2 separate regions of the Homo sapiens genome follow, and region 1 is linked to region 2. A link is a loop called in an ENCODE intact Hi-C map of the cell type or tissue named here. Cell type or tissue: Calu3. All regions are shown on one strand. Links, peaks and the distances in the headings refer to the core of each region. The heading gives the core; the rest is flanking DNA.

The links. Hi-C counts contacts between places; a loop is a spot of excess contacts. Peaks named below come from ENCODE experiments on the same cell type or tissue, not always from the same donor. Only the 100,000 strongest peaks of a DNase experiment are listed, where the experiment ranks them.
Region 1: it touches region 2 in a loop (3-fold over the local background); 25 of 110 quality-filtered maps call a loop at or near these places.

What each region holds. Positions count from the first base shown.
Region 1 is chr2:164,487,268-164,504,179 of GRCh38, forward strand. GRB14 (growth factor receptor bound protein 14) reads right to left here. Exons shown (of 14, transcript NM_004490.3): 9 at 14,988-15,068; 10 at 10,107-10,223; 11 at 9,944-10,016; 12 at 9,741-9,828; 13 at 7,164-7,257; 14 at 5,150-5,915. The coding sequence ends at 5,769. Among named protein-coding and RNA genes, the nearest start is that of GRB14, 130 kb to the right of the region's middle. In Calu3, for the core only: no CTCF peak of the experiment used is centred there; a DNase peak (open chromatin) is centred at 8,504.
Region 2 is chr2:163,175,504-163,192,415 of GRCh38, forward strand. No RefSeq gene overlaps it. Among named protein-coding and RNA genes, the nearest start is that of KCNH7, 350 kb to the left of the region's middle. In Calu3, for the core only: no CTCF peak of the experiment used is centred there; no DNase peak of the experiment used is centred there.

The DNA of each region.
Region 1 (16,912 bases), core at 5,788-10,787, 1.3 Mb after region 2:
TTGCTGAAAAAGCAAATAAGAAAAGTCTGAAGTTATCAGTTTCAGTGAGGTTGAAGAGACATCAATGATTTTGAGTAATAGGAAGTAAAGAAGGGGTGATGTGCAAGAAGGTAGATTATGAGTGAGAAAAGCAGAGAGTGAGTTAGAATTTTTGCTAAGGCAATGAAGTGTTCTTTTTTAAAAAATGATTATTATAAAAAGTGCAACTTACATGTTAGCTGAGGGCAGCTTGGTTTTTGGTTTTTGTAAAATGAAAGTATGTCCACTTGGAAGGCCGATGATGTCCAATTCAAAGTTTCTGACAGTTGGTTGGATTTTCTATTTCTGCTAAACTTGTATTTGCCTGTATTCTACCTTTACATGCCACCTAAATTTTGGTGTGGAGTATGGCCCTTTCTTTCCCTGGACTTTCTGTAACACCACTCCTCCAGGTCAGTTGTATGTGCGGGAGCTTTCTTTCAGGATTGGAAGGATGAAGGGTGGCTAAATTGTAGAACCACATAGTAAACATCATTAATACTGTGTATTCAATACCTATGTTCTTAAGAGTCTTTTTGCCACCTGGTCTCTTTACTTTCTCAATGACCATCTTTCTCCTCAGGTTCCTGCCTCCCACCATCTAATTAGGCCTCTTGACTATTCTCTAACTGCCCCACTTCTTCACTTCTGGGCCCTAATTCTTACTGTCCTGTACAAAATAAAATTCTCTGTGTTTAACTATTTTCTTCAGCATGGATCCTTAAAGGCTCACTTTCCTGTATAAAAAGGTTCTGAATGAAGACTTTTTTTCTCTAAAAATTTCAATGACATCTGTTAAAATTATTGTTTTTTGTTGTTGTTGTTGTTTTTTACCACCATAAATATCAACCCTCCTAGTTTCTCTGGCCCTAAACCTACAAATCATATTTTACTCCTCTCTTTGCTCCCTCTTATCCCTCTCAACCAATTGCTTATGACATCAGTGATGATTAACCCTCCATAAAAATCCCTGTTTCATGCCCATGGCTTTAGAACAGGCTCTCCTGATTATTGTCAAGACTATTACAACCACTCTTTGCTGTGCCACCCTCCTTTGATTCTTTTCTTCATCTTTAATCATCTTATCCACAGTTGCTCGTACAACTCCAGAAATTATCAGCCTACTTCTACCCTCTAGATTGAAGAATAAATTCACTCATTTGTTTGATAAACAATTGTTGAGAACTTATAATGTGCAGGGTAGAGATTAAAAGGTAAATAAAGTTCATTCCAGGTAGAAATTTAATGGGGTAAAGCATTGAGGTACCTGGCTATGCTTTTCCTTAACTAAAATATAAACTGCTTTGCCTAGCATTGAAGTTCCCCCTAATGCCGCAGCCACTTGCTTTTCTAGTCCTATTTGCCACGACTTTCCTCTGTTATAATGAACTGTATATTGAAGTCACAATGAAGTTATCATTTGCAGAAAAACTCTTAAATTCAGTATGTGTCCTTTCCACGCTGCCTGGCATTGCCCCTCTCCCTTTGATGAGACCATACAGTCCTTTCTCCAAGGCTTTGTAAATTGAACTCCTACAGGCCTTCCGGGAACCCACTTTATTCCTCCCATCTTTCAGCAAGTGTAAGCAATGTCTCTCTCCTATTGTATTTATAGTATAACACTTACCCATCCTAACTTCTAGGATAGATACTTGTGTATCTATACTGTATTATTCAATTTTGCATCTCTAAAAGTTCCTTCTACATAATAGGTACTCAATACATCCTGAAGTGAACTTAACAAGCATACAAGACAAGAACATTCAGCTCCTAATCAGATTGCTAACCACAAAAGAGCTTCTGAGGGGGGCAGGGTATACTGAGTGTATAATCAGCCAGAAGAAGGATACATTCATTTAGCTAAAGTCTATTAATTTTTCAGAGATGCACCAATCACCTAGGAAGAGCTTTTTTTCATATTCCCCCACCCAGCCATGCACCATCCCATGCCCTGTACTGTCCAGGCATGAACTCTAAAGCAGGTTTTCAACCTTCTGTATTCCCCATCCTATCAATCACTGTAATTTGGGGAGAGGGGACAGGATGAATGTGAGAATCACAAATCACACTTAATCTTTTTAATCAGCAGGTTTAAAATCACAAATAACACTTAATCTTTTTAATCAGCATGGTGATCTGTATGATCTTGTACAGACGGGCACAATATGGTTTTCCACACAGTCCCTACTGATGGACTGGGCAGCACCCTATTGTGGAACACATGGTTACTTCCATAAAAGCATCCTTATAGAAAGAATTGAAATAAGGGCAGAGGCAAATATGTAATGTACAATATATTGTTCCTGGCAGGAAGAAGAGGTAGCAATGCAATGGCACTCAGTGGAAAGAGCAATGTCCCTGGGAGGTAGAGGACCTAAATGTATGATCGCTAATGTAATAGACGTATATACCAATGAAGATCTAAGCCAATGATTTGACTGGCAAGACAACTTAATAAGTGGTGGTTATGATGGTGGTGGTAGTGATCCCGTCTAGAGATGAAGAAATTGGTTTGACCAAGGCTACATAGCTGCTATATAATGACTTGGAATTTGAATCTACAAGGTATAATACCAGAGCTATAATCTTAACTCTAGTTTCTAAAGTTTTGTGTATTGTGTGATGTTGAATTATTCACACTTACAAAGTATATTAACATGGCAAAGAACTAATCACATGATATCCCAATCGCAGGCAAGTACTTATGCCGGTTAAATTCAGCTGGGCAGATCTCTGCAATGAGCTCTTAGCTGAATATCGTTATGTGCTCAGCCAAGATGTCTACGCAAATAATGTGTCGTGACCTGAGGAGTATGAGATTAGCAACGTTACAAGCAGTGCCCCAGTTATGAGCACTGCGGCTCATATCACCACACATTCCTGTGAATGTCACAGACAGTCAAGCGTGGGAGCCAGGACTGGGCTGCAGTGATGCATCCCACAAGATATAGGCATGGAGGTTTCGTTGAGTGAATTTTCAATGCTACAATAATCTTGTAACAACAAGGTCCTTGAAACAAGTACCCTGAATCTCAAGCAAACTACTTTGTGCCCCACAGGTATTGTAACACCAGGAATCACCCACTCTGTTCTCTAAAGAACTCAAGATGGAAAACTGGAGGTCTTATATGGGCAAAATCAACACAGCCAGGGACACAGCAGGTCACAATATGGCAGCATTTCTACCTTCTGAGAAGGAGGTCCATAGGCTTCACCTGGCTGCTGAATGGATCCAAGACACCATCAAGCTTAAAAGTGGCTGGCAATATAGAGAGCATTTTAGATGGTGGAGCCAGGTTGAAACACCAAGCTGTAACCATTACCCACGACAAACATTTCCTCTTCAGAGAAGTTATGATCCAGGAAATAATCCGACATCACCACCAGAATACAACTACCATGTGTAGAGTTGTCATGATCGGTGTTCAAAAACCAGAGACCATATGAGGCTCTGATTAACTGATGTCACCCACTGTAAAACAGCTAAAACAAAAACATCCATCTAATCTCCTCAAATCAGTCAGGGCTTATACTGTTATCCACATGAAACAAGTAATTGTTCTGAATTGAAGCACTACTAATAGTTTTTATCCTGTAAAAACAATATTTACTAGAGAGTCTACTGTGCTAGCTTCTTTCTGGGAGAGTGAAGCATATTACCTCCAACATGAACAGAAATGGAAGAAAACAGAGACCATTTGTCTTCATCCCTATCCCAAATGGTGCAAGATAACAGAACATGGCTAAATCAAAATGGAAAGTAATCCAAAGGTAATTCACATTTTACTAGGGAATGCACTTTAATACTGTAGTAACCGTGAATGTGTCTGAAATTCTCAGATTTCATGTCATATTAGATTTACACACAGACACACACACACACACACACATACACACACACCCAAGACCCATTTTCAGAAGGAAACAAGAAAATAATGATTTCCCTTTGTCAACCTTTCCTCAATAATGTTTCTTCACTCATACTTTAAGATCAAATTAAGCAATTACATACAAAATCTGAGCCCCTCAATAATACACTTAGATTATGAAGTTAGAGACACAAACAAAGATAAGCACAAATTGGCCAATTTGTAAGAGTTTGGTATTCAAGATAGTACATTTTCTGATATTGTCTGTTTAAACTGGGTACAACCTGAGAAAATGTATTCAAATTCAAAACACAAAGTCTTTTTAAAAATCAAAATTAAATCAGAAATACTCAGGGCCATTCTGAGAGGTTGAAAAAGGCAAGTGTGTTTACTCATGCTGTTCTACTTAGAAGTCCTGTGTGCCTTCCAAGCCTTTGCGGAAACCAGACCAGTATTTTATAACATCAGATTAATGTTCTAAGTTTCAGTGTTTTAGCAATTAGGCTTGCATTAGCTAAAAGTAAGTTAAATCTTTAAAAATTCAATAAATAATTCTTTTTCAGTTATTATTTTATTAGCATTTCATGAATGCTTTCATATACTTTGTCACCAAAAAATATACAGCTTTCATTTAAAACTAAAGTATGCATTTATGAATATTGCTTTAAAAATCTTTCTCGCAATGTTGTCATAAAGGTCAGTTAGAGGAGATGGCCAATAGTTAGTATAATTGTAATGTTTATTTGATGTTTTGTTCCTCATTTTTTAGGAACAAGTAAAATCCTTCCTACAAAAAAATGGGAACAAAAGAATCACAGAATCTAAAAACTATTCCCAGATGGTCTCGAAGAAGTGATAAGGAAGGTTAGTATTTCAAGTTTCAAAATCTTTGGCTTCCTTCTTGATATTGCCTGGTAAGAAACTGAAAAGGGGGAAGGCAAAGAGAAAAAAACAAGGATTTCACTATTAGTATCCTTATAGATTGTGAATCTTTGATTTCACCTATATTGATTTGGTTAATGATCTATTAGTGAAAAGAGCTAAAGAGTGTTCTGAAAGTTAGAGAATGGAGCAAGTGTGAAATGTTAAAGTAACAATGTCACATTGTCATAGATTATATACCATGAGAAGGTGTATGCAAATTACATATATCTCTTCTACATTTCAATTACTTCTTTAAAAACAAGTAGTATTAGCCAATCATTAAATGAATGGAAGAAAATACAATGAAAAACATGCCACTAATGGGTACAATACCAGTATAAATTTTATAATTAACTATTTAATAATATTTTTAAATTACCTGGAAAAAATCAACATATTTCAAAATGGTTTAAAGCTACTATCTCAAAATATGATTTCATTTTAAGATGATCATAAACCCGGAAAATATATAATTCAAAATAGTTTTTAGTTTCATTAACAGGTTGTGGATAGTTTCTTTTAATTGATAAGTTATTATCATATTTCTTAACATTAAAAAATAGTATAATTGAAATTTAGTGCACAAATAATTATTCCTGACTCCCAATTTATTTCATATTTTGTGTTTCAGAATTCTGATGTTGCTATATGGTAAATAAGGGAGACATGTTTTAAATATGCATATTTGAAGAAAATATTATAGCAATGTAAAAATCACACAAGAACACACCAAGTCATTTTTTTCCTAAGGTTTAATTTTAACTAATGAATTTTAAATGATGAATGTAAAGTCAATCCAAGTCTTTGCTTATTTGCAATGCACAAACTATTTTTTTGTAACTTGCAGGTGAAATACATTCTTTTCACATGGTAATGTTTTCGCCCTTATTTATGGTCTTTTATTATTTTTCTTGAGTCCTTTTCCTTCAATAGTTTAATAAGTCACTTCTGGCTTGTCTAGAGAGCAATCCTAGCACAATAATGTTTCAACTTGCAAGGAAGAACGCCCTTATTGAGTTGATAGAACTCCACCAGCTGTATTAGATCTGTAAATCTTGTGTGGCCATCATCCAGTGTGTGGAACATTTCACCGTCATCTTCTACCTGCAAAAAGAAAAGCAACAAATAAGTAAAGAGGATAAATTACACAGAAGGACAATCATATTCGATTGCAAACTATCTCCACATGCCAAAACTGCCAAGTTTATAAAACTAAAAGACAGTGAAAAGAATGTTACGGCATATCTACTTGTTTTTTTTAACATCACTTGCATTTAAAAGAAATATCAGCTGATCCCTGAGAAGCACTGCTACTCTACTTCATCTAGTTCTAATTCTCCCAGCATTCTGTTAGTAAAGACAGTATGAATATTTTGAATCAATGAAAGAAATCTACAATATTCAGAGTAAAAGTAAATGAAGATTTTAATGCTCCCACTTGAGAAATTAATTTCCTTTTCTAAATGTTGTCTACTTAGCCACAAAAATGAATATTTACATAATTTTATGAGATTTATTCTGAAGTAATCACATATTATGCTAATGGAATGTCATTCTGTCAGTTTTCTTTTTTTTAAATCAGTGAAGTCTTCTGGTACTAAACAATTCGTATTTGCTGGGGACATTGATCACAAAATAAAAGAAGTAGGGAGGATATTTTATATAGCCTTTGGATAACTCCAAAAAGAGGCAATTCAAAAGGACGCACTAGTAATTTAGCAATACTATGGAATACCTTTCCAAAAAGACTGAATCTTCACTCCCCACCATTCAGTTCCAATATACTATACACATCACATACATACATGCACACCCACACAGACACACAGCAGAAGAGGCAACAGAAATCCCAAAGCAAGTTGTGTGTCACAGAGAAGCCGAATCACAGAACTTTTAAAAATGTGTTCAGAAGTCTTCACCAGTTCCATAGAATCTCTGTTTCTAGCCATAGCCATTAAAAACAAAACAAAACAAAAAAAACATTTTTGAGAGAAGAGAGGAGAAAAGGCTTTAAAGTAATGTTTTCTAAAGAGCCGTTAGTGGAATTCAGGAGAAAGAAGCTTTAGTGCCCTTTTAACAATAGGTGGCATGGGGTCTATACAATATTGCTAAATCATATTTCATAGAAAAAGGAAAATTTAATTTTTACAATTCCTGTATTTCTTATATTAATTCAGGCTCATAAAATCATTTCTGCCAAAGTTAACTCTAGTCAAAGCACAAGCTGCCAAATTATATTTAATAAAAAGACCAAAAGAAAACCAAAGTTTCCAAAAGCTTATGCATTAAGATCAAAAGCTTATGCATTAAGGTCATTTCTAATACACAAATGTGAAATCACGAATTACTTACTGGTATAATTTGAAAGTGCTTTATTTTTTGTCCATGACTCATTGACAGTACGAAAGTTTTGGGGTTACTCTGACTATCCCGTACCAAGAAAACTCTAAAGAGAGAGAAGGAATTTCAATGTTTCTATATTTACTCATGGATTTCATAGAACTATAGCATTAATAAATCCAAGAAGTGTATGCATAAATGTAGCTGGGGACTCCTTTACTATGTATTCAATGGGTGGGATTATCCAACTTGGCAATCAATATGGTATAATATAATCTGCACTATAAAGCTGTCATCACTGCTACTGTAATTTTAATAGGCTAAATACACAACCCATTAGTCAGATTGTTTGTTTGATCACAATAAACAATACACTGTTATGTCTGCATCAACAATTGGTGCTACGTTCTCTTTGCACTGGGAAACTGGGTATTCACATGTAACTGTTTTGCCTAAAGATTAAGGCATTTTCATACTGTTATTTTACCTTCTGGGTCATGTTAAGTTTTGAAAGAAGGTAAGAATTTAGAATGAATTTTTTTTTTTCTTTTGAAACAGGGTCTCGCTCTGTCACCCAGGCTGGAGTGCTCTCGGCTCACTGCAATCTCCGCCTCCAGGGTTCAAGCAATTCTCCCACCTCAGCCTCCCAGGTAATTGGGACTACAGGCACATGCCACCAAGCCCAGCTAATTTTTGCATTTTTAGCAGAGACAGGGTTTCACCATATTGGCTGGGCTGGTTTCGAACTCCAGACCTCAAGTGATCCGCCTGCCTCGGCCTCCCATAGTGCTGAGATTACAGGCATGAGCCACCACGCCTGGCCTGAAATTTTATTTTATTATAACCCCCTCTTCTATACTGGATACCCTTTCTTTTGATTCTGGTTTCAACTGTTCATACACAATAGCAAGAAAGAAATCAATATATTGTTTTAAAAAAATCTTGAAATTATTTATTAAATATTTAAGCAAAATGCTTTAAGTAAAAAAAATCATCCAAAAAACACATACTTTAACCTTGAAGAATGCAGCAGAAAAGCCTCTATAATGTCAGGCTAGAAAAACAAGACATGGCCTCTAACAGCCTAAGAGAAAAATGCTGCCAGAAGTGGATTCTTATTCACTGGCAGTGCAATGCAAAACCAGTTTTGTATTAACTGCTGGTAAATACACCGTGTAAATGATCCCCACTGGTGAATCCAATATGAATCTCACTGTGCCTGGGCAAAGAGGCAGCCAAATTTAAAGCATCACAGATGTCTGACGAGTTTATCCATTTCATTTGTGCTGTGTGAGATTCCGACATTACATCACTGGGAAATGGGACAAAAGGGCGTTTCACTGGTAAATCAAGCTGTAATTCTTTTCCCATTCCCAAGTAGATCACCACTACCACCTAGTGGATCACTTGGCACCATCACATCTCTCCAAAAGAATACCAAAAATACTAAAAATAAGATAGTATCTTTTTTTATACGATCATTTCATTCACTTTATAAATACTGGGCTCAGAAATAAAGAAAATTACAATCTTTCAAAACATTTTAATAATTCTTTGTGACTCATTTATTTTCTTGGTTTCATCAGATTGTAATTCTACTGATTGTTCAAATTTATTTCCAAAAAGACTGCATTCCATGCAAAGAAACGTATTAAAATATCTTATTTACAGTCTGGGGAAATGCTGACTTCCTATTAATAATCTTCCATGTGAAGAAGCATTGTTATCCAAATTTCAGTATTAAATCACCTTGAAATCTTGTCATGATAATGACATGATTAGCCAACTTTTGAAGATAAAAGATCCCATCACCACTTGTTTAAATTGATAATGATTTCATTACTCATCTAAACCACAATACAACCTCCCTCATTTGTACTGCATTTGGAAAGGGAATTCAGCCAGTATTATAGAAAGTATCTGAAACACTGAGTAATTTGAGAAAAATAAAATTCTTCACATTATAAATCTTTCATAATACATTTTATATTTCTCTTTTGTATTCCATGGTACCCCACTAAAAGACAACATGAGAAACAGTTGAAAGGTACTCTTTTCACGGATCTATATTACTTTAAGATGTTAAAATTTAGAGAAAGGACAATAGGGATGTAAACACACAAAAAAATAAGTGTTCAAAACACTTAAGAAACAGCTTTTTACTTAATACATGTTGCATCATACCTAAAAAAATACATTTGACATAATGTCATAATATAAACCATACTTCGAAATCATATGTTCAAATCAAAATATTGACACTTAAAAAGAAGTTCATTTTCCCCCATCAATTGATATCTGAGATGCTAGAATCAGGACATAATGGGTAATATTAGTGATCACTGGTTAAGAACAAGATACTCTATTCCGTTATTTGTCCATTTATATACAAATACCAGACACACACTATGTACCAGGTATAATATAGATACTGTTAGAATACAGTGATGACCTCATTTATAGAACAATGTCACTTCTGTTTTATGATAAGCCCAAATCAAGAACTCTTTGTGGCTATGGAATAAATAATTTCTGCTTATAGGAGAAATCCAATTCACAAGTACTCAAAATTAAAAATACCAAACTTACCCATCCACAAGTCCTTGCTGAATAATCAATCGCTGAGCCTCATCTCTAGAAATTTTGTGGTGAAACCATGGCTGGGACCGGTGGATAGCTAAAGAAATAGGATGGATGAATGCAAAGCTTTGTTTGAGATGACTGCAATTTCATTACATGTCCTTTCCATGTCTATCCGTCTACTCAGTGGCAATGACTATGAACAGACATACCCATGTTTGTGGCAGAGCTCTGTGAAGAGGCAGTGGGGCTACCGTGAGTGCCCAGGCGTAAACATCCTTTTTTCTGAGCAAGGAAGGAGAAAACAAATCTCAAGTTTTTAGGTGAAACAAACTGAAATCATAAATATTTTGAAGCATGTGAAGCTACTTGTACCCTCCAAGCGAGTCCTTCTTCAACCGCAACTGAAAGGGCTTCAGTGGGATTTTCTATAACTCTGCTTTTCTGGCCTGAGAAGTCCATTGCTACCAGGGAATTCTCTGATATACTTCTCTGGAAAAAAGAAACACATTTGAGTTATGAAAATTTCTTTGAAAGTTATCTTTCAAATAAATTGAAAGTGTTTTTCAATTTCAGTGTTTTTCTCTCAGTGTTTTTCTGGCAGTACATTTCCATTCTAGAAGGTGGTGCCTGAAGGGGCTAGCAGAATATTTAAAGTGAAAATACATATTCAAGATATAAAGGTGCTAAAAATATTTTTGTTAAAAAAGCTAAATAGTAATTTGTTAAGGTAATTGAAGAGTTGAATAAACAGATTAAAAGCTTTTAAAGTATGTCTTTCTTCTAAAACAAACTTATCTTTTCACGTTCTCTAGTAAAATGGGAAAACTTCCATTTAGAAAGGAATAGCTCTTCCTCTGGTTAAAAAGATACATTGTTTCTGAATTGATGTCTCCATTAAGCTTTGAGATCCGTCAGTCATCAATTAAATGTCAAATCCATCTACTTATGAAGCAACTAGTTTTTAAGATTCAAGATACCCAAAAGTTATAACTTAGATTGACATATATCTCTTGAGAAATAATACTCATTATTTTTAATGAGTTTTATAATGGAGCAAACTAGAATATGTATTTTAAAAGTTTATCACATCAACTTTCATCTTACTTAGAAAATAAAATTTAGTGAAAGAATAATCCTGATAATTCCATAACCTTAAAATTTCCATGATTTAACATATGAATACATTTTCATCTTGTGAGAATACACTTGGCCACATGAGGGCTGCAAAAATAAGCCTGAATAAGAACTGATAGAAGGCAACTTTAAAGAAACTTAGTTTAAACAAATGATAAAGTCATTGTTTTTGCTAACTACTTCTTGTATTTATATTCTTTGAGTTGAAAGTAAAATATGCAAAACCCGATCTTCTTTTTCTTTTTTGTTTGTTTGGGGCTCTACTTTACAACCATCTTTTAACAAATATGCCACCCCACAACAAGTCATGAATCCTAAGAAAGACCATTGTCAAAATCTCTAGTCAAGAATCCCACTCAGTTCATAAGTTCATACAACATCAAGAAGGAATTAAAATTCTCCAAAAGAAAAATTTTAAAACACCCATGGAAAATAACAGTTATTTTCTACTAATTAATAGAAGAGCAAAACCCAAAGTGGTGTTATAATAGTAAACTACTAGCCAGCCTGCATCTGGGGCCCCCTGGCTTAAAAGCATTTTATCTCTCTTTATGTAGATTCAGCTATACCTGGCTTGGTTGCATAGACTATAGTCAAATGTAGGCTTCAAACAAAACCTTATCCACAGATAACTATAGGACTCCTTTATCACTGCTTCAACATATCCCACTTTATTAGCATTTGTAATTTTCTCTTCAAACTATGCTGTAGTGGCCTACAATCTTATTATGGTTCATCTATATTTCTAAAGATCTGGCATGCAATCTTTCATTTGTTACAGGAGCCTTTATAACTGACAGCTGCTCTTTCCACACAGATGCTGTCTCTGTAATCTCTATTTGCTGTCACACCTTAGTTTGCCCTTCTCACCCCGTGATCTTCTGTGCAGGTCTGTAGACCAGTCAGATATACTTGTGCTTTGCTGACATTAATGAAAAGCATCCACCTGCCCAAACCACAGAGTAAGCTTCCTCAATCATAATAGCTTTATCCTTATAATATCTCTCCGTTTACATGCCAAGGTAGGTTCTGTAATCTCAACTCCCTGGCAACATAAAAATACCATTATATTAAGAAAAAAATAATCAGCTGTCCTATTTTTCTCCCTCTAGTATAGCAGGCCAGGAAATAAAACAAGATCCTGTGTTCCCTATTTACTTGACATACATAAGAAGACGACACTACAAATAAGGAACGTTTTCATTTGCTACATTAACTAGATTAACGGAAAACACAGGACTATAGCAAATGTCTTCTACTGAATGGCAGGTGGTAGATAGAAAATTAATAGTTTACCATTGGTGGACAAAAAAATGGAAGTAAAGCAGAGTCTGACAAACTCAAAAGGTCATTTTCAGATCAATTTCTTTCACATAGAAAAGCAATGTTGATAACATTCAGAATTGGTTATATTTCTCCAACACTTCTCCCCTTTTCTAGCTCTTCCTTCTTAGGAGATGAACAGAGAAGGCCCTAAAAAAGGGGTCCATGATTTTAATGGCATGACTTTCTTTCTTTTTAAGAAAAAAAATAGGTCTGGGTATACCCTGGATTATCCAGCCCATACTTTGAGATCACATCTACTAATTCTTAGTGAGGCTGCACATAAAATGGTTTTTCAGGAAGTTTGGCTAGGTGACAACCAGTATCATCCCATTTGAAGGATTTAGATAAACTTACAGTGCCATCATTAGCAAAAGGGCACACAATTTCTTCAGATATTTTTCTCTCATTTGCTTTATACAAAGCTACAGACATCAGAAATGTAATGGTTTCTAGATTATACAACCATCACCCTCATTTTACACTGCAGGATACCAGTGACTTGACCAAAGTCACACAGGCAGCTTATGGTAAAAGCAGTAACAGATATGTCTGTTGTAGGGTTCTTTTATGTTCCATAGAGTGGGAAATACAGTGGAGGAATTGCAGTTTAGAATGTCTATCCTCAGGTCAAAAGTGAAGCATAAAAAGAGCTTGAGTAGACTCGCCTTCCCCAACCCTCCGTCCCCTCACTCCAGCCAGGGCAATATTGATAAATGCTCCTTTAAATGAATCCTTTGTTTTCCCTAAAAAGGACCAAATATATTTGGCTTCCTGAAATGTCTGCTGCTGATTGATTCTCACTTCAAAGGCTGATGGGGTGGCTGTTACATCCTTTATATAGCTAAGATGTTCATTATGGTTTGAGAATTTTTTTTCTCATTTCCTTTCTCAAAATGTATACCTGGAAAAGTTAGGAAAAGAAAGAAAATAATATTGTTCCTTTAAAAATATAACTAAAGTTTTATACTACAATATATACTAAAAACTTATATGTTAATCGCTGAAAATAGTCCCCGGATGAAAAGCAACAAAGGCTGGTAAAGAGTACTGGCATCTTTTAGGCCCCTGATTCTTCCCAAATAATCTGGAAAAGTGAGATTTTATAGAGACACCAAAGTCAACACAACTACTTCCCAAAACAGATTCTAAGTTTCCTTCATGTAAATTAATAATATTAAAGATGTAATTCTCACATACTACTGTATCTGATTAGGACAAGTGCTAGACAGGATGGTTCTTTACCACACAGGCACCTGCATCCTCCAACTGCTATTCCCAACCAAACTCACTCAAGGAGTATCTCTTCCTTTACCTGGCACTGAACAAGGAAAGCTACACTAAACTGTTATCCACATCTAGATCAATAGCAGCATCACCTTCAATGGAAAAAGACAAGGGTAATACCATACATGTATGCTGACAGTGATGAGAATAGGAAGAACTTCATTTATAACCATTTTTCCTATGATTAAGAGGACATTAAATAATTGCCTCCAAATATTTGGCTGCTATTAACATGTTCATCCTAATAATTTTGGACTCTAAAAGAAATTTGGAGGAGTTTAGGAAAGGATTAATATAATAAAATTCATTATTATTTTTATATACATATGAATTGAAAGATAAGAGTAAGCTGAAAAAATGTAAAAACATTCATCTTAACATGATTGCTTTTATAAAAATTCACTGTGCCCCTTAGTTTCTTATTTTAGGGCTTAAAAGTAATACCATACAAAGATGGAAAGTTATTCTTCCATAAGTTAAAGTGACGTAACTACAAAATTGGAGTTCTTTTTCTATATAGTCTATCAGGTTTCATAATCAACATTATTTCATGCTTCATTCCTAGAACTGAGCATTTCATCTACTACATTACATGTGGGATAAATGCACCTTCCCTGGTCACATACATGAAGAGCATATTTTTAACCTAAGTGAAAATGTAGATTAAAAAAATGCACATTAACTGATTTGTAACACATGTGCATACATCTGAATTCCTAATATACCCTATCTTAAGGAGTGCAGCAAAAATAGCAGAACATAAATCTTAAGTTCAGAAATACATTTCTTATGTTAATGCACACAAAATTAAAATTAGATCCTAAAGAAGGAAAAAGATGTGTCTGTGTGTGTCTGCAAATAAATATCCAAGTTACATTTAGTATAAGTCTGAAAAGCAGTGCTAGAGTTAATGTAACACACGACCTATATTTTGGCTTGCAGTTTTTGGGTTTCCTGGAAAGCAGTCTGCTTTTAAAGGACCTGGAACTTAAAAAAATTATTGTTAGCCAGAATGCAAAAGAGCTCACATGTGTATACTGTAGCTTTTAAAATTCAAATCACTGGCATCTTTATACTAGATTGTGACAATCCCAGAATCGGTATTAAAATAAAATATGAAACCACAATCAAAACCAATAATTAACAAAACACAATCTACAATGCCAAGGAATATGTTCTATAAATTATATTTTTAAGATCTAATCTTCAAATGTTGTAATGACACAGAAAGACACATAATTGTTTCAAATATTTAAAACTTTAACATATACTATTATATATTTTATTAAATACTTTATGTATAATGATATGATTTTATCACATAGATTGCAAGCAAATAAAATCCAAAAATAAAAAATTCAATGTAACATTATACTAGAATGGTGCCAAAGAGTTACTTTACCAACAGAAAATAACATAAATTATTATAAGATACTGTTATGTAGTGTAATTTAAATTAATATAATGTGAATGTAAAATAAAACACAGGCTCAAAAATTTGGTCCTTACCATAGGTGATATGCTCTGTGAACTGCAGCCACTTCTACCTTGATATGGATGCATATAATTCTGGTACAGCTGCATGCCATACTGCAGAATAAATAAATAAAACACATTCCCACCACTTTTACTACTCTGATAATCTATGAAAATCAACACTTTCATCAATTATACAATATAAATATAAAAACAATTAAAGCAAACAAGTAAAGCAACCAAAATTTTGAAAGATGAACTTTTAGTGCCCTGCAACAATACATTTAAAAAGACAATTGAAGTCTTTTACTTAGACCTACAACTTAAGGTCCAGCTCACCAGTACAGACTTCAGGAGCTGACATATCTACTCATTATTCTTAGCACCAAATTGTACCACAACTATCTGGAGTAGTACACTGCCTCATGATAAAAAAAAAAAAACTCACTTGGGAAGGGCGATGTGCTTTCTGGTACAAAGATTCCAAAAACTTCACACACATCCTAAGCAACACTGTGCAAAATTTATTGTACCTCTCTGATGAATGACTAATGATTTACTTTCCCTCTGGTAAATCCATAAACATGGGCCTATGTTGAAAATTATTGACAATATAGCATCCTTATATCAAAACTATTAATGCCATTATTAATTTTTTACTTCAAATTCCTGGAAACCAAAATAGTGAGGAATCAAGCTGATTTCAAATGAAAGCTTTCAAGGTACAATATAAGTGGTAGAAGATAAGAATTTCAGTGTCTTCACTTTCAGGAGGCAGCATCATATGGATTGAGCTGGCAGGACAGAATTGGAAAACCGGTCTGGATTATAACTGGATTATTAGTTTGAAAAACAGTAAGAATGCCAACTGCCAAAACCAAACTTGTCCTGGAGGTTTCCACATCTGAATTTGGAAGCTAACCTCCTTTAGGTTTAAGCTACTTTGTTAAAAAAAAAAAAAAAAAAGAAAAGAAAAATAAAACAATGGAATAAACAGCCTTTTTTCCCCTAGATTCTGCAATTCTGTCCATTTCATAGAGCCATAATGAACTTAAAAGTTAGGTTTTATATAAAAGAGATTAAATAGACACCATGGAATCAAATCTTACCTGAAGGATAAATTCTATTTAAACATTCCAGCAGAGCTGTTTTTCTACTAAAGAAAAATAGTCATTCCCTTAAAAGCAATTCTAGCACAATGGGTATATTTGGTAATTAGGCAAAAAAAAAAAAAAAAAAAAAAAAAAAAAAAAAATCAGAGGAGGTCTAAAGGAGTCACTGTTTTCAAGATTTTGCTTTTAACATGAATGCAAACCCACATTCATTTAAAATTCTCTGTGTTGACTTCTTATCCAATTATTTCCCAACTTCTAAAAATTATTTTTTAATTTAAGGTTTGATTGACATTAATGGGACCTAATGAAATTTATTTCAAATCAACTCTAAGCCTACAATAGCTTTAAAAAGAAGGCAAAGGAGCTTAATTCCTAGTCAAATTCATTTTGGAGAATATATAATAACCTCAAACCAACACTTTCACAAGAAACATGCTGTTTGGCCACCTTTTATTAATCTGCATTGAAAAGCCAGCTGCCTACTAATAAGTCTGTTTTCTTCAAAGATATATTGTCCCTGGTACCTGCAGTGTTAGGTAGTTGCCTCTGTGCTTCTGAAGGTCTTTAGTAGGCATTTAACTCTGGACAAGAGGTAGGGCGGGGGTCACCTTAACATTTCCCCATCCTATGGAGGGGCAGATAAGGGACCAAAATATGTTAGAGAGGACCTTGCAGAGTTCTAATTGAAGGGAAGGAAAAGAGACAACATGTAACTAGGACATTACATGTGAGAAAATCTCCCATTTTCTAAGTCTCAGATATTCTATAATTCTATATGTAATTAGAATTTATCCAAAGAGAAAAAGAGAGTCTCCATCTGATCCATATGAAGACTTTACATAT
Region 2 (16,912 bases), core at 4,810-9,809:
AGTGCTGACCTTTCAGAACATGATCCAGTGAAATCCAAACCCTGAGAGCGGCTGGCAGGCAAAATCTGCTCCTCAATGTCAGTTTCACTGCTGAGTCGCTTAATTGTCCACTACAACTTGTAAAGGGCCCATTAGGCTCAGGTCATGAACCTCCCATTTAGCATTAATGGATAATCAAATCCCATTTGATCTGAAATACTTTTTTCTCGATTGTATTTCCTTCATAATTATAAACACCTAACACTTTCATAACATAAACTTTAATGGAATGACATCTCTTTGTAAGTGTGACTTTAAGAAACTAACACCTATTGTCAAAGCTGAACCATCAAGATAATATAATTTTATTAAAATCATATCCTCAAACCACATAATAATGATACGGGTTACAACGGTGTTCCAGTATTTAATATAGTAGATTTTAACACTTTATTCTCTGGCAATTTTGTAAAAAGCAAAGCTTACATTATTTTTCTTGCTCAAAACAGATTTCCTTTCATCTCATGTACCTTGAAAGTTTACCAGGCCTTTACCTAATGATCAATCATTCATTAATTCATTTACCAAAAACTTATTGAGCATCTTCCAGGTGCTATACTAGGCTGTGTACTAGGACAACAAAGATGAATAAGACCCTGTTCACAATGAGCTTGCAACTTAACTGAAATAATATACGTATATAGATATGATTATAAGACAATGTGGAAAAGGAAAGGCTATTTATCCATATGGGGTCACAGGGTAGATACTGAAGACATGTGGGCCCGATACCTTCAAGAGTAAAAAACAAAGGAGAGCTTAAAACGTGTTGATTTTAAGCTACCAAGGAGGAAATGACTAGAAGGCAAGTAAATCTCAGGAGTAAGGTTAAGCTAGTTCTATATATGTGGGAATGAGCTTCCTGTAACCAACAATTAAAGTCATGGGAGTTTGTAACAGAAGGGAAGAAGTTCAAGGTTTTTCCTAGAGAAAAACTTTTATTTAAGGTATAGAAGAAATGAAACAGAAAAAAAAAAAACCCAACCCTAGCAACACATTATAACCACCACTAAGAGAAGCGTTTGAAATGTAGTAAAATGTAATGAATTTGTTATGGTACTTCAATACCTAACAGTAATAACACTAACCAAAATTCATATAAGTTGCGAGAATTCATTGATCTTGATTTGAAGTTGAATATCCTGAATTCACAGTCCTGTTTAATATTAATTTCCTCTGGATCCAGAAATGGTTACTTATTCAGTCCATACCTCAGTTAAACCAAGTCTAAAATAAAGATAGGATGTGAACATCATCTTCCTTTTTATTAGCTATCTGTGTACTGGAGTTTGCTGAAGAAGAAGAAAAGAAAAACTACTGCATAAATTTAAGATGTATCATTGTTCTAAGTGCCCCATACCTATTTATAAAACTAAGACTACTAGAAGTGAAAACCCTCATCTAAATATCCAGCAACTATTTAATTATAGGATAGTCCGTAAGTTATACATCTATGCACATAATGTGTTCTTTAAAAACGTGTCCCACATAACTCTAAGGTAATTCTCCAAAGAGGCGATTAGTCTGTTGTGTCACAGGATATTATGTTATTAATAATACACAGATGAAAGAAAATTGTCCAGTTAATGTGGTTAGCTAGAGACACAAATTGAGAGTCAAGATTCATTGGTTCTATTTTGAGCTCTACCACCGACTCTGAGCTTTCAGAAGTCACATATTCTTCAAAATAATATCGATCCCTCACAAGGGTATAGGATTTTAAAACCAGATAATTTTAAAGTTCTTTCAGCTCTTCTGAAGCAGTAGCATTCTTTTTTTTTCAATTAGCAAGGAATCTCACAAGTTTTCCAAAGTGTGTGTCAGGTCTGCTCTGTTGTGTACCCATATTACACACAAGGGCTTTGAAATATTTTACATTTAAGTTAGAGACATTAAAAAAATAATTTCCTAAATAAGCCCTAATTAAAATATCATGCACATGATCTCATTTGCAAAAGAACTAGGTCTAAAGTAGGTATTTAAACAACAGTGTTAGTAAAAGGTAATAAAAAATATAATGAGTATGTGTTAAAATACCCTGACACATTAAATGCTGAATTTTGTAAAATATCAAAGTCATGTTATTGAAATTTTAAGACAAATTATTGTACCAGGCAATGTCTGTGTTTTCAAAGTTAATCAGGAAATAGAAGAGTATATAGCACTTGAATGACAGACAAATTCTCTATGAAGGCTGCCAATTAGAGTCTTGTATGGGCGGGCTAAGGCTCCAGGAGTTTTCATTTTGCTTCTGTTTCTCTGTTGGAGTTCCTTTCAAGCTGTCAGAGCTTGGGAAGAACCTGGGCTTTGGTTTTTTAAAAAAATACCTTTCATTTTCCTACACGAAGTTAAGTTTTGAAAATTTAAACATGATAAAACTCCATGGGACATGACATGATTCAGCTAACGATTTGACTGTGTAATGATCCACAACCAACAAGAGATTAAAGATAGAAAAGATGGTTATTACTAGTAAAAAATTACAGTGTTGAGGTATGGATAGCCAAAGATTGTTATCTCTCTCTTAAGACTATTTGTATTAGGGTTTCTTAAAATTGCTTCAAAGGAAATGGAGGATACTTCATGCTGTGTTTTATATTAGGGGATGCTACCAAGAGCAATAAAACATATCAAAAGTTTAAAAATTCTATGCATACACATGTATGCAATTATATATGATATAATATTTTTATTCACATATGTTGTATATATGCATATATATATGTGTATGTGTATCTTGTTTAAGACTTCTTAAGAAATTAGCACCTCTCCTGAATTTTATGTGTTCACTACTTTTAATTTCTTTTCTTTATATTTTATAGATAAAAAAGGTAGGTTTTTTTGTTTATACAGTGGATTGATAAGAAACTATTTTACTTTTGGAACTATAGCTCCTGTGAGAAGGAAGGGGAATAACATCCCTAAAATAGCATTCAGAGCAGTGCCTGCCTACTCTTATAACTCTCTTTCTTCTGTCATCTCTCCTGTCTTCTCTTATTACCTTATGCTCCACACTCCCATCATCTTTTCCCTTGAACCAGTAAGAATTTGCAGAAGTATTTTTAGAATATTAGAGTCTATTGAGGGAGTTTGGTAAGACAAAATATATGAACAAACAGTTTTCTACAAAATTATTATTGCAAAAGGTTAGTACTGTTGATATTATTAATAGTAAGAAATGGGATATAATCTGTATCCACCCACAGAGGATGGGTTAAACAATGGTACAGCCACTTAGTTGAATACTATTCAGGTTTTATTTTCTGTTTTGTGTTTTGAAGATTTTTCTTTTGAGAAAGAGTCTCACTATGTTGTCCAGGCTGGAGTGTATGGTGCAATCTCAGCTCACAGCAACCTCTGCCTCCCAGGTTCAAGTGATTCTCATGCCTCAGCCACCCCAGTAGCTGGGATTACAGGCATGTACCACCACATCTGGCTAATTTTTGTATTTTTAGTAGAGACGGGATTTCACCATGTTGACCAGGCTGGTCTCAAACTCCTGGCCTCAAGTGATATGCCCACTTTGGCCTCCCAAAGTGCTGGGATTACAAGTGTGAGTCACTGCACCTGGCTGAGAGCTTTCTTTTTTTCTTTTTTTTTTTTTTGAGATGGGGGTCTCACTCTGTTGTCCAGGCTGGAGTGCAGTGGTGTGATCATGGCTCACTGCAACTTTGAACTCCTGGGCTCAAGAGATCCTCCTACCCTAGCCTCCAGAGTAGCTAAGACTACGAGTGTGTTCCACTACACCAAGCAATTTTTTTTTTTTGAGATGGAGTCTCGCTCTGTTGCCCAGGCTGGAGTGCAGTGGCACCATCTCGGCTCACTGCAAGCTCTGCCTCCTGGGTTCACACCATTCTCCTGCCTCAAACTCCTGAGTAGCTGGGACTACAGGCACCCGCCACCATGCCCAGCTAATTTTTTGTATTTTTAGTAGAGAAGAGGTTTCACTGTGTTAGCCAGGATGGTCTCAATCTCCCAACCTCATGATCCGCACACCTTGGCCTCCCAAAGTGCTGGGATTTCAGGTGTGAGCTACCGCACCTGTCCTATACCAAGCAATTAAATTTTTTTTTTTTTTTGTAGAGATGGAATCTTGCGATGATGCCCAGGCTGGTCTTGAACTCCTGGCCTCAAGAGATCCTCCTGCCTCAGCCTCCCAAAGTGCTGGGATTCTAGGCATGAGCCACCATGACTAGCCTACTATTCAGTTTTCTAAGAAACTCTTTTAATACTAAAAGTAAGGTAAAAACCAATGTGCATAATATGCTACCTTTTGTATACAAAAGGATTAAAATACTAAATCAAGTTAATATTTTCTTGTACTTGCCTAAACGTACTAGAAAAGAGAGAAATAAATTAATAAAAATCATCTCTTATGAGAGTAGATAGGGACGGGTAATAGTGAGACTTCTTGATATATCCTTTTAAAAAACTTTCTGAGCCACATGAATGCATTACCTTTTAATAAAAATGCAGAGTAGCACTCAACAAATGTTTGTTGAATGAATAAATGATTGAATTACTTAGAAGGCTCAAAGCTAGTTAGTTAAGATGACAAATTGAAAGAGTATATTTAATTTCCCTAACTATTGCCACTGCTTTCCAATTCTTTATTTCCTTAAAACTCAATGGACCCAGTTCTCATTAAAATACACAATTTATTCAAAATCTTACCTTGTTCTGAAGTGTTTTTCTACTTGTACTTTGTATTCTTTGGAGTTTTAGCTATCCTAGAGTAGAGAAGATCTTTTGTGTTTATATTTATTCTTTCTCCAATATCCCATATAAGGCCATGCTCATAGCTAATGTTCAATAAATCATCAACCTCCATAAATTCTACTAATGTGTCATATAATGATGCTTATTATAGGACATAAAATTTAGATATCTTTTATCTCCATTCAATTAATCGAGTCATATCATTTTACAATGATATGAGTCCTGGTGATATGTCATATATTCTGAAATAGTGGCTTTTGGATGCATTCCAGGTGATGATAAATCCCCAAGTTCCTTTAGATGACCAATTTGAATATGTGGAGATAATTAATAGTGCTTTAGTATGCCTCAATCTTCATACTACTATTTTGTATCTTCTGTTAGAGCCATGTGCTTTTATTTTTCCTATTTTTTTCTGCAGTGGACATTGAGATCTCTCTCCATCACCTAGAAGCATCATTCTACTACTCATCATGAACAAAACCCAGCAAAAACCAAAAGCCATATCTAATCTGTTGGCTAGCTACCTTTGACCAGTTAATAAAACTCCTTTTTAGCATAAGTTGTTGTGTTTATTTTATGAAAATATTTGGATTTCTATTTAAATTTCTTCATTGCCATCTCCCCTAGAGGTCTTCTTATTATGCTGCCTTAGGATTGAGGCTCAGGAGATCACCTCATAGTCAAGGCTCTTTTCTGATTTCTTATTGAGAAAAAGTCCTTTTGTTTTTATCTTTTTAAAATTCTGACTTTTACTTTAGAGTGAAGAGAGATACAGGAATTTTTTTTGCCTTTAATCAAGTAATGTCAAGAAAGTCAAAGGCTCAAATAATGAGTAAATAATGAGTTTTCCACATTTAAATATATGTGGAGACTAATTATATATGATACACTTATTTATTAATGAAAGTTATTATTGGAATTATTGTTTATCTCCACCTATTTAAGCTAAAGCCTCTACTAGATATTACTTTGTGAAAATGAATAATACCTATAATAATATTTGTTAAATAAATGGAAAGAGAAAAGATGTTTGGGAGTAGTGCCTAGAAAGAGTATGTTTGAAAATGTTTGGAGAATAAAGCTCCAAAATGCTTTAAGGACGAGACAAAGTTTAAACAAACTTTAAGATAATTTGAAAGGATATGACAATAGAAAAGATGGAATAGCCATTCTCTATAGTGTAGTCTGTATGTTCATCTAGCTGATTAGATGTATTAGACTGAAAAATGCAGTGGAACTGAAAAAGTGAAGTGTGATTTAAAGGGGACAAATAGGAATTGGATCTAAAATAGAGAACAAAAATGTGAAGCCCACAAATGTGTTTCATTTAGTTTGCATTGAATTGGTTCCAATTCCTTCAGATTAGAGAGTCCACATAAGAATCCTATTTTCATCTTCCCTTTACAAAGCACAGGGCAACCCTAGGAAGCTTCCCCTTCTGGCAACAACCACTACAGCTAATTAAAGGCTACCTACTTTGCATGGGGCATGCTCTCCAGAGTTCTGCCTAATGCCTACTTGGCTAATTTTTAAATTTAAGTTACTTGTGTGGTCTCTGTAGACACTTGGGTTTTCAAGTCCTGGCTTTAAAGACTTAATCTTTCATCAGCTTTATGGTATCAGCATCCCTTTCTATTTGAATCTATGTGGTTTCTAAGTTGTGTTAGTAAGTAATACCCAAACCAGGATAACCATCATTATCACCAGGGGAGCTTATTAAAATTGTGGATTCCAGTCATCTCCCTTCCATAGGCGTAGGGGAGCATGAGAGACATATATTTAACAAATGTCCAGATGATTCTAATGAATCTAGTTTTTAACGGGCTTCGGAAATCACTGAATGGGGATACAGCAGCAGGTATATTCAGTCCATTCTTGAGTGTGAGGAGCCGAGCCTAAGCTGTTTCTAATTTCTTCACAATTGTGACTGTAATAGCTCTGGCTCCTTGCCAGTGGTCCTGGGAATCTTGAGCTATCCCATTGGATGCTCTGGTAATGGATGTTATCTGAATACTGAATATGAATTTAAAGAATCCCTATTATCATTTAAAAAGTACCTGTCTTCTATGCACCAAAAGCCAAATATCAGAGGAGAGCTATGTCATTGTAATTAACCATCACTGTCTATTAAGTCCTTATCATTAAGAATTTTCAAGATGGAGAATATCTAATCTAAATATTTCAGATGAGAAAATTGAGACCCAAGGAATTAAATGACTGACTCAGGGTCATACGATTCAGTAGTAATAGAGAATGTTGAGAACTCCAATCTTCTGAGCTTTCTTGTATCATAATGATTCACATCCATGTAGAAAGGATGGATTATAGCACGTATATTCTCAGGGGCCACTGTTGTTTAGGGCGAGTTGAGTTCAAGGTTAAAGTGATATAGATTACAGGTGCAAAAAATGCATTCTGCCACCTCCTGCATTTTTCAGGTGTAAAAAGAACTCAGATCTGCAGTTTAGCTTACTTTTCCAAACTGAAAATATCAATTTAAGACTTGTGCATATTTTAGAACAAAATCTGTAACATAATATTAATTTTTCTCTATAAGGGATGAAACAAATATCTAAATTATTAGGACCAATTTACAAGAACAAAGACAACCGTCTTACTAAAATAGAAACATGTTTAGAGGTTAAAATTGATGTATTAATGTAATGTTCCCTGTGAACCACCAGATGTCACTATTAGAGTCATCATGCATCACCTTACAGTAAATTATTAGAGATTTTAGCCTCAGCCAATATTAACAATTTTGTGTTCATGTTCATTGTGTAGATCTTGCAAAATACCTTTTTCTGTTTTTATAAAGCATATGCCATTTTTACCTTTCATAATTGTTGATGTGAAGGATATGAAATCAAGAAACAAGAAATAATGTCCTCAGCCTTCAAATATGAGCTTAGGTATAATCATTTGAGAAAGATAAGCACCTTGTGAAAGTCTAGTTCACTCCTAAAAATCAGTACTTTTAAAAACTATCTTTTTTCCCCAAAGTTGGAGGTCTAATACATTATTACAGAATAATTATTTCAATTAAATTTAATTCGATTACAATTTAGAAGTCATTGACTAAAATTTGCAGGAGTTTAAGTCAACGCTGGAAGAGGTAAATATTAAAAAAGACATGAAAGTTATTTTTAAGAACCTTAAAATCCATTGGAAATGTAAAAGCTAAATTAAGATAAAATTGTAAAACTATGGAAATAGAATGAGAGGAGAGAGTGCCATTTAAATTGGGGATTGAAAAATTAGGGATGTTGGAGATTTTTTTTTTTCGGTAGGATAGGGAGGGAGGGAAGGAAGAATACAAAAGATACACAATTGTGACAGAACATGTTACATTCAGGAAGTTGTGTGACTCTAGAGCAAAGACTATGGTGGGTAGCAGTAAGAGTCTACTCTAGGAAGGTAAATTAGAACTAATTAATGAAGAACTTAAATGGATACACTGCTATTTTATTTTTGATAATAATTTCAATAATAATAAATTAATAACATTGCTAATTTTGAAGAGGGAAGTCATGTGATCTAATTACTGTTTTGCAGTCACTAGCCACATGACTATAGATGGATGCATGGATTGGAGGTATCAGAGACTAGACTTAGGGAAACGAATGAGGAGGCTCTTGAAATAATGAAGAGCCTTGGGTAGGAGAAAAAAAGGGAGCATAAAATAGAGAAAGTGGATGCCAATGAGAATTACAAGTGTTCCGCAAATTTTGACCTTTTAAAAGTTTTGCCGCCACTCTTTTTGGGGAAGACTTTTTGGAAGGCCACTCAATTCAATTGGTGGCAGAGTTAGGAGATTTTGTTCAATTAAAAAATGCCAGCTATTTATAGGGTTTCAGTCCTCTAAAGATTTATATGATTAATAGTATTAAAACATTTGCAGCTCAAAAACATCTGAAATTATCCTATAAAGATAGTTTTAGAACACTGTAATTCTTATAAACTAGTGATTCCAAATGCTACAAGTGAATTTGAACCAGGATTCAAATGTAAACAAGAAAATTGATTAACATGAAATCTTAGGTCAATATACAAATACCTTCTTCCTCAAAATCTGTCTCCAGCTGTCCTGCCACAATGCTTGAAATACCCACTTCCCAACCCACTAATGATTTGGTTCTCTTAATTAAGGTATTACATTTCTGGGACCGCATTCATCCATGCAACAAACATTGATTGCCTAGCATGTGTCAGGATTCTGCAAGTTCTTGGGGATACAAAGACGAATGAAATGAGATACCTGAATTCAAGGACCTCATAACTTTACAATGGAGCTAGAGGTGTAAATAAATAATTTCCATACAACTTGAAGTATACCCCTGTGGCTTTGGGAACATAAAGAAATTTACTAACTTTGGAGGAAGGAGGAAGTAAGGAGAGGGAGCTCAAGAAAAATGATTCTCAAGGTATCTGAAAAAATGAGAAAATCCTCAGGGCAAAGATTACTCTGATAAACTAACTCCCTATAGAATAAGAAGGACATAGGATGCTATTAAAACACCCATTAATTTACTGCTGAAATGGAGAAAGTAGTGTGACTATCCCTCCCAGTTTCCCTGACACAGCCCTGGTTTTTACTTATTGCTCTCCTTTCACTCTTAAAAATGTGCTAGCTTGGACAATAATTTTATTTGTGTGATAAAGCATATAAAGAAAGTCATAATAAAGACATCTGTGAGTGAATTGTCATCAAGATCAGTAGGGCACGTAGATCCAATGGTCAAGATGTAGTTATAATGGCAGGACAGGCAAGGAGTCAATGGCTAGAAGAGCCAAAAGAAATAAAATGAAGATCAAGGTATTACTGCAGGGTACTGTTCATCTGAAACATGATGAAAGTGTTGGCATATTTGTCTTGTCACATGTGGGGAAAAGGGAGGCCTGGAAAGTAATAGAACACAATGTTTAAGTGGAGAGTGTTGGAAAGCATGAAAGGTCTTTTATGTCTTATTAAGAACTATAAAATAACTGCTAATATTTTTTCAGTGTCTACTGTGTTGTAGGTACTGTACTAACCACAGGATAAGAAATAAACCCCTTAATCCTTACAACAACCATGTGAGGCATATGGTAGTCATTAAGGATGTTCGCTGAATATTTCAGGCTCTGCAACTTCTAGGCACTTAATGAGATTTCATTTTTTGGTCTCCTAGTGTTGAGTAGGGTCATATGACCAGTTAAAGCATTTAGTTATAGTATTAAGTTGTGGCATTATGACGTTAAGATGTGTATTTTTTTAATTCATATTACTGACAAGAAACTGATACTCAAAGGTTTAAGTAACTTAATCTAAGGTTACTAGTTGGTAAGTAGTCAGTGAATGGTAAGTAGATATGCCAAGATTAGCACCCAGGAAGTCTAAACAGATATAAACCTGCAGACTCTATTGCTATACAATATTGGATCACAAACACCCAAGACTTAATCCTGTTTATCCTAAATGACTCATACTGATGGTATTATTTCTCCTTTTCTTTCCATCATTAAGTCATTATATCCCCCTTCTCACAGCATAGACACCAAAAAGAAAAAAAGTCTAAGTAAAAAGGAAAAAACAACCTTTAGGATATTTGTCTGTTTTTGTTTACTCAGAAGTTGAAGCTCAGAACTCTAACAGATAGACAAAGTGTGATAGGTATACAACATGACCATTATGCAGCAGTTAAAAACAGTCAATGAGCTGTATACCTAAAACCTAAAATGGGTACTAAAAACATGGTGGATAAAAGTAGAAAATGGAAAGTTATCTAACAATATCATTCATGTTAAAATATATCCACATAAGTCAATATCCACCTACCAAGAACACAATATAATAAATAGCTACACATTTAAATGGTTGCTCATTCAGAGAGTGGTAAATGGGATTGAGGAACGGGGATAAAATGGAATTTTTAAAAGATAAACAAATCAGCCAGCCATGGTGGCTCATGCCTATAATCCCAGCACTTTGGGAGGCCAAGGCGGGCAGATCACCTGACGTCAGGAGTTCGAGACCAGCCTGGCCAACATGGTGAAACCCCGTCTCTACTAAAAATACAAAAATTAGCCAGGCGTGGTGGCAGGTGCCTGTAATCCCAGCTACTCGGGAGGCTGAGGCAAGAGAATTCCTTGAACCCAGGAGGTGGAGGTTGCAGTGAGCCAAAACTGCACCACTACACTCCAGCCTGGGTGACAGAGCAAGACCCCATCTCAAAAAACAAAAACAAAAACAAAACAAAACAGAAAGTTACCAAACCAACCAATTCACCAATATAGGGGACTTAAATATACCAAGGACGATAATGTTTTGTGAACTAACAATACAAATGGCTGAACTTTGTTTAAACCTTATGTATAAAAACAAAAGCAAGAGCCAAACCTCAGAAGAAATAGAGTACTAGCCTACCCACCACAAGATTTGTTTTCAGACTGCAATCATTTTGAAATATTTTTGAAGGAGCATACTATTTGAAAAAGGCAGAATATCTAAAAAGAACAAGAATCATTTATACACAGAGTGGGGAGTGAAAACTCTTGGCAAATGCAAATTACTCAACTGCTCAAAGTGGCTCAGACCCTCGTTGTCTACCAACAGATCAGACCTTTTGAAAAGCATAAAGAAACCCTTAATTATCCCATGCACATATATGTTCATTCCTTCTGCCTTGATGTGACATCTAGGTCCATAAATTGGCTTTCTTTAGATATTAATTATTTGTAGGTTATATAGAGGGTTTGTAGGAGTCTGGAAAACTTAAACACTGGGGAATTAAAGTTACTGTCAGATGTATCTCAAAAGCCTTGGGAAGTTTTTTGCTCCAAGGTGACATGAAACTGTGACAGGAGCTGCATCTCAAGCTGTTTGTCCAGCCAGACCTGGAGATTTGGGAGGCTGGTACCTGCTTTTATTTATTCATATGGAGGGTTACTGAATACAGATGCCAATGCTGACTGTGAGTTAAAGAGAAGAGAGGATAAGAGCTTAGGCTTAACCTACAGGGGACCTGAGGAATAAAGAGCCCCAGAGTCCAGCGTGGAGAAGAGAGAAGAAAGGGGAGGAAGAAAAAAGACTGAGAGAGATCAGGCCTAATGAACCTTTCCTGAAGTCAATGGGAATGGGGAAGTGGTGCCTCAGAGAGCAAGACCATACCCAAACAAAGCAGGGATAAAGTGGATCAGCCACAGTGTCACCAAATTTATCAAGAGTTCAAAAACTAGCAAATCAAAATCTGCAGGAAGAAGAAATTCTCGTGCAAAGCCATACACTATGTTATTATCAAGATGAAGATATGACAGTAAACATGCTACACACATATGTGAGACCAAACAGGCATGCACGCACACACACACACATACACGTTTTTGATGCTCACTCAGAAAAATCTAAGGATAGATTGTATTATATGGAATAGTGATATTCTATCTTTACGGAAAAGGGAATTTAGTTATGTAGTTTCTTTTTACTTCTATGACTGAAAAAGCTGAAAATGATGAAATGCTTTATACTATTATGAAGGAGTTAACAATAAAACCAGCAGGTCATTGATACCTTTCTTTCCTGGAAAATGCTTGGGAATCAAGTTACAGAAAATGCGGGGCTTGGAAGTTACCTCAGGAGAACAGAAACTGAAGGAAACCTGGGCAATGTGAGTAAAATATCTCTGTATTTACTGTAAGTGTGAAGTAAATGGATGCGTTCACCAGGAGCCAGCTGAAACAACCTTACTTCCTGTGGCAATCTTGATTATTGGAAATTGCCAACATACCACAAGCAATTTTAATTAGAGGAAACGTATCTTCTTGTCATACTTCATTTGTAAGCAAATGCTTTTTTTAACGAATATAGCATTATGACTGAGTAAATTAACTCCTGGTTACATTTGTATTGTATAGTTAAAAAAAAAAATTGACCATTTGACTCCCCAGACACTTACTCTACAAAGCATGACTCATTGTGGAAATAAAATGTCTTTTCCTTTCTTTCTTTACTAAAAATCAACTTCCTTTCTTAATTGTTTCTCTAAGTCTTTATACCTGACTCAACATTGAGCAGGCCAAGAACGACACATTTTCTTTTACAAACTAGAATTAAAATATTCTCTTTTAGAAACCTCCTAATACCAAAAAGTGTGTTCCAAATACTCATACACAATGTTGCATCATTAATGTCGCGTGTAAATCTACTGCAGGACATGATAAAAGTAGCAGGCCCAGTCATGTAGAGGGGAAGGATGCTTTGGCTTGTTGTCGTAATGCATTTTAGCAATTTGCCAGGCCTCAGAACACTGGTTTACACTTTCTGTACCACAGCATTTTCCTCTAAATTCCTATTTGATTTTTTTTTTTTTTTGGTTTGCTCATTTTTATGAAGAACGTTCTAAAGTCACCTATACAGTCACCTATTTTTTTTACCACTGGTGTAATAATGTTTACTGTTTTATTATGATATTCTAGGCCTCTGCTCACTTCTTAATTGATACTCTCACTGTGGTTATAGTAGCATGTTGTACAGTGCCAGGAGTCAATATTAGCTGAGTAAGCGAGGAAATAAATGAAATGCATTTGATGCTATTCTGGGGACAACTAATAATCTTTACTAGCAAAAAAAAGTTAGAGCAATGATCTATCATATTAACTAGATTATTAAGGTTCTGACATGAAGGTGTTATTCATAAAATATAGTTGTAATTTTAGGGGAAGAGAGCAGTATGGAATGGTGGAAAAACCACAGACCATAGAGTCATAAAAAGTCTGTTTAAATTCATGTTTAATTTCTATAACCTCTTGGGCAACTTACAGAACTTCTCTGAGCTTTAGGTTTTTCTCCTATAAAATAGGGATTAAAAAAATCTACCTTGCTGGGCTTTAATGAGAATTAGAAATAATATGTGGAAGATGCTTGGATGTTGAACATAGAAGCCACCAAATTAAGGATAGCTATTGTCATCACTATTTTTCTTAGCAAATTTTCAACAACTGATTTATTAATCTACCTTTCCATTTTTAAATTCAATTATTTCAGATATTATTTAGACATTTAAACAGTAGGTAGCTACAAAAGGATATTTGATATCCATTTTCCTAAGATCTAGGTATTCTTTTAGCCTCCAAAGTATAAAGGCCCTTATGATGAATACCAACCCCTATTCTTGACTACCTCTGCACTTTCACTGTGTGAATGCAATCTTTGTAAATGTTAATTATTATGAACTACAGCTAATGGAATGATTACTTGTAAAAGGCATAAATGAATACTTGGGACTTGATTTAGTCATTATGCACTTCTCTTGCTACATGCAGATATGGATAGAAAGACTTTATTTTTAAAAGATGGAAGATGGAATAGTATCAAAACATAGAAATTGATTTTAGAAAGCCATTGGAACCCAGGGGTGTATGTAGAAAAAGGCATTGCCTGCGTTGTAGGTTATGATGTTCTGACACCTACAAGCATCTGACATAGCTGACTTTTTAAAAAGTGGTGCTTAAAAGAGTTGGTATGGAACATAAGTAGATAATGCAAATATGTTAGCGACCCCTACCAACAGTTGCAATTATGCAAATTTTAAAACCTTCATCTTTTATAATTAGGTGTAGTGGACTTATGTAGTTAACTTCTCCACTGGCTAGCTCAGATTCTCTAATCTGTTGAACAGCTTTTCCCCTAAAAATAATGCACCTCAAATAGCCAAAAATATGCATTCTGCAAAAGAATGACAATATTTATGATGAAAAGGAAAGACATGACATCCTGAATAATTGTTAGTGACAAATTTCTTGTTTGTGATTTAAGAAATGTGCTTTTATAAAAACCGAGATTCTCTGACAATAATTAAGCATACTGTTGAATTGGTCATAGGAGGATGAAATTTTAATTAATATACTTAAATTCTGGAAATAAAAAAAATTTTGACTGAGTGCTAGAAGGGAAGAAGGCTGCCTATAGTAAAATTTATATAGAAACTAAAATTATCCTTATTAGGTAGATAATTTGCTTGTAGTTAATTACTTTTGAATACTTGAATCTCATTATGCATAGTAGTGAGTATACAGAACTCAATATCATTATCAGCACATAACACAACTATGTGAAATACAGTTTTTAGTAGAGTTATACATATGTTATATATATAAATTATACATACACTTGGAAAACTTTTGTTAAAATTTACATATAATTATAAATATATAAAATTATATATACATATGGCATATTAACCAAATACACTAAATCTTTTGTTTCATTACAATAGAGACTCCAGATGTCTGTTAGTATAGCTAAGTTTTGAATTAAAAAGTTATACTAATTTGAATAAGTTAAAATCTGAGCGATTTGCTTTCATTTTAGTGACAGGCCTAGTGTATTGGTAAACTACACTCGAGATAGGTTACATATGCTATGTTAATTTTCTAATTAAATGTCAGGCTGTACTTAAGGACATAAAGGTTATTTAACAGGAGGAAAAGGAAAAATACAAAAAGCCAATTTTAGCTTATTTTCCCATAAATGAATCAGCCATCGAAATAAGACAGGATAGGGAAAAACGGATACCATGATTTTCTAGAGAGAAAAAATATTCAATCCAAAGCATCCCAAGACATGTAGGGCTTAAGTAAAGTCTGGATAGTAGCTTTAGAAATAGGGCTTGTATTTTATTATCTAAATATTCTTTCCTAAGCATTTTATCTACCAGCTTTCTAGGGACTAATGGAAGGTGATCCAATTTGACTGGTGGAAACTGTAATCACCTGTTAGTTTAAATAATAAAGGCTTAGAGATAATAAAAGGACTTGAAATTTAGATATGATCAGTTTCTATTTCAATGATTCTCAAAAAATTGAATTCACAATTTTTTTCATTAAAACATCCATCATTTCTACCCATTTAAAAATAGGTATAAAAATATATAAACTTCTCAATACAAATTAACTTCAGTGTTATATTAGAATGTGCACACCATAGTCATTACTATCTTTGATTACAATTACTTCAAAACATCATATTTTGTTTGGCTTTACCCTTAGATTCAGTACAGAATCCATCTCTTCCCCAATACCTCTTTTCATGGTATGAATACATTAACCACATTCTAGTAGGGAAACAGTGCATTAATTTGCAACAAAGTGAACAAAACAGTTAGGAAACAAGAATTATTTTAAATACTTTTTTCCTTCATATTTCAGTACTTCAGTTGACTAATTTTAAATTAGGACAAAATAACCCATATTTCTTCTGCATGTCATTTGGCATGAGGAAGAAATATTAGGTTTTGAAATCAATGCAAAACACAAAACAGAAGAACTGGGTCATCAACACAAGGTGGCACTGTGGACCAGTCTCTTAGGAGGAAGTTTGTATTTAAGCATTTTCTCTCTTATTTCTCCAAGACTGATGATTTATATAATTCAGCCTTCCTAATTTTGCCTTTAGGTTTTTTGTTTTTGTTTTTTTTACAAATCTAGTAATGAGATGGGGAATGGAATTATTTTCTCAATTTAAAGAAAAATGCAAATTTTGAGCTCACAATGGGTATTTTTATATAATTAGTTATAATAAAACCCCTAGGTACTGTACTGTATTGACAACTGAATACATATATGGTTACCACTTTTCTCCAAGAGGGACAACTTGCTGTTTTCTTTCATCATATCATGAAAAGGCTCCTCTCCTCTACTGACAGCTATCTCCCTATCATGATTTGCCTAGGATCTGATTTCTTGCTGCTTTAGTTTCTCATACACACTATTATAAGAATCTTTTTACTTATAGCCCATTTTCATGTTGCCATTATTTTGATCAAGTATTTTCTTTCAATCAGGTATCTTCAGTGGACATCTTTTTAAGCATTAGTTTAAATGTAAATTCTTACAATACTTAACTCCAACCCTATCTTAATTTCAAGGCACTGGTGTGCATGCACTCATGTGCACACATACAACACGCAGCTACTATTTCTCATTTGTCTACCCAGGCAAGTCCCATTATCTGTTCTTTAAAAATATTATGAGAATTCCTGTCAGTTATAAGGCCCTTTTCCTAACACTTACTATGTCATTCCCCCAACCCAGGCCATTGTTCACTGGTGTCAATCAGCTTCTTTAAATTTCTCCACAAGGCCCAGCTTTTTGAATAAGACTAAACCCATATTCC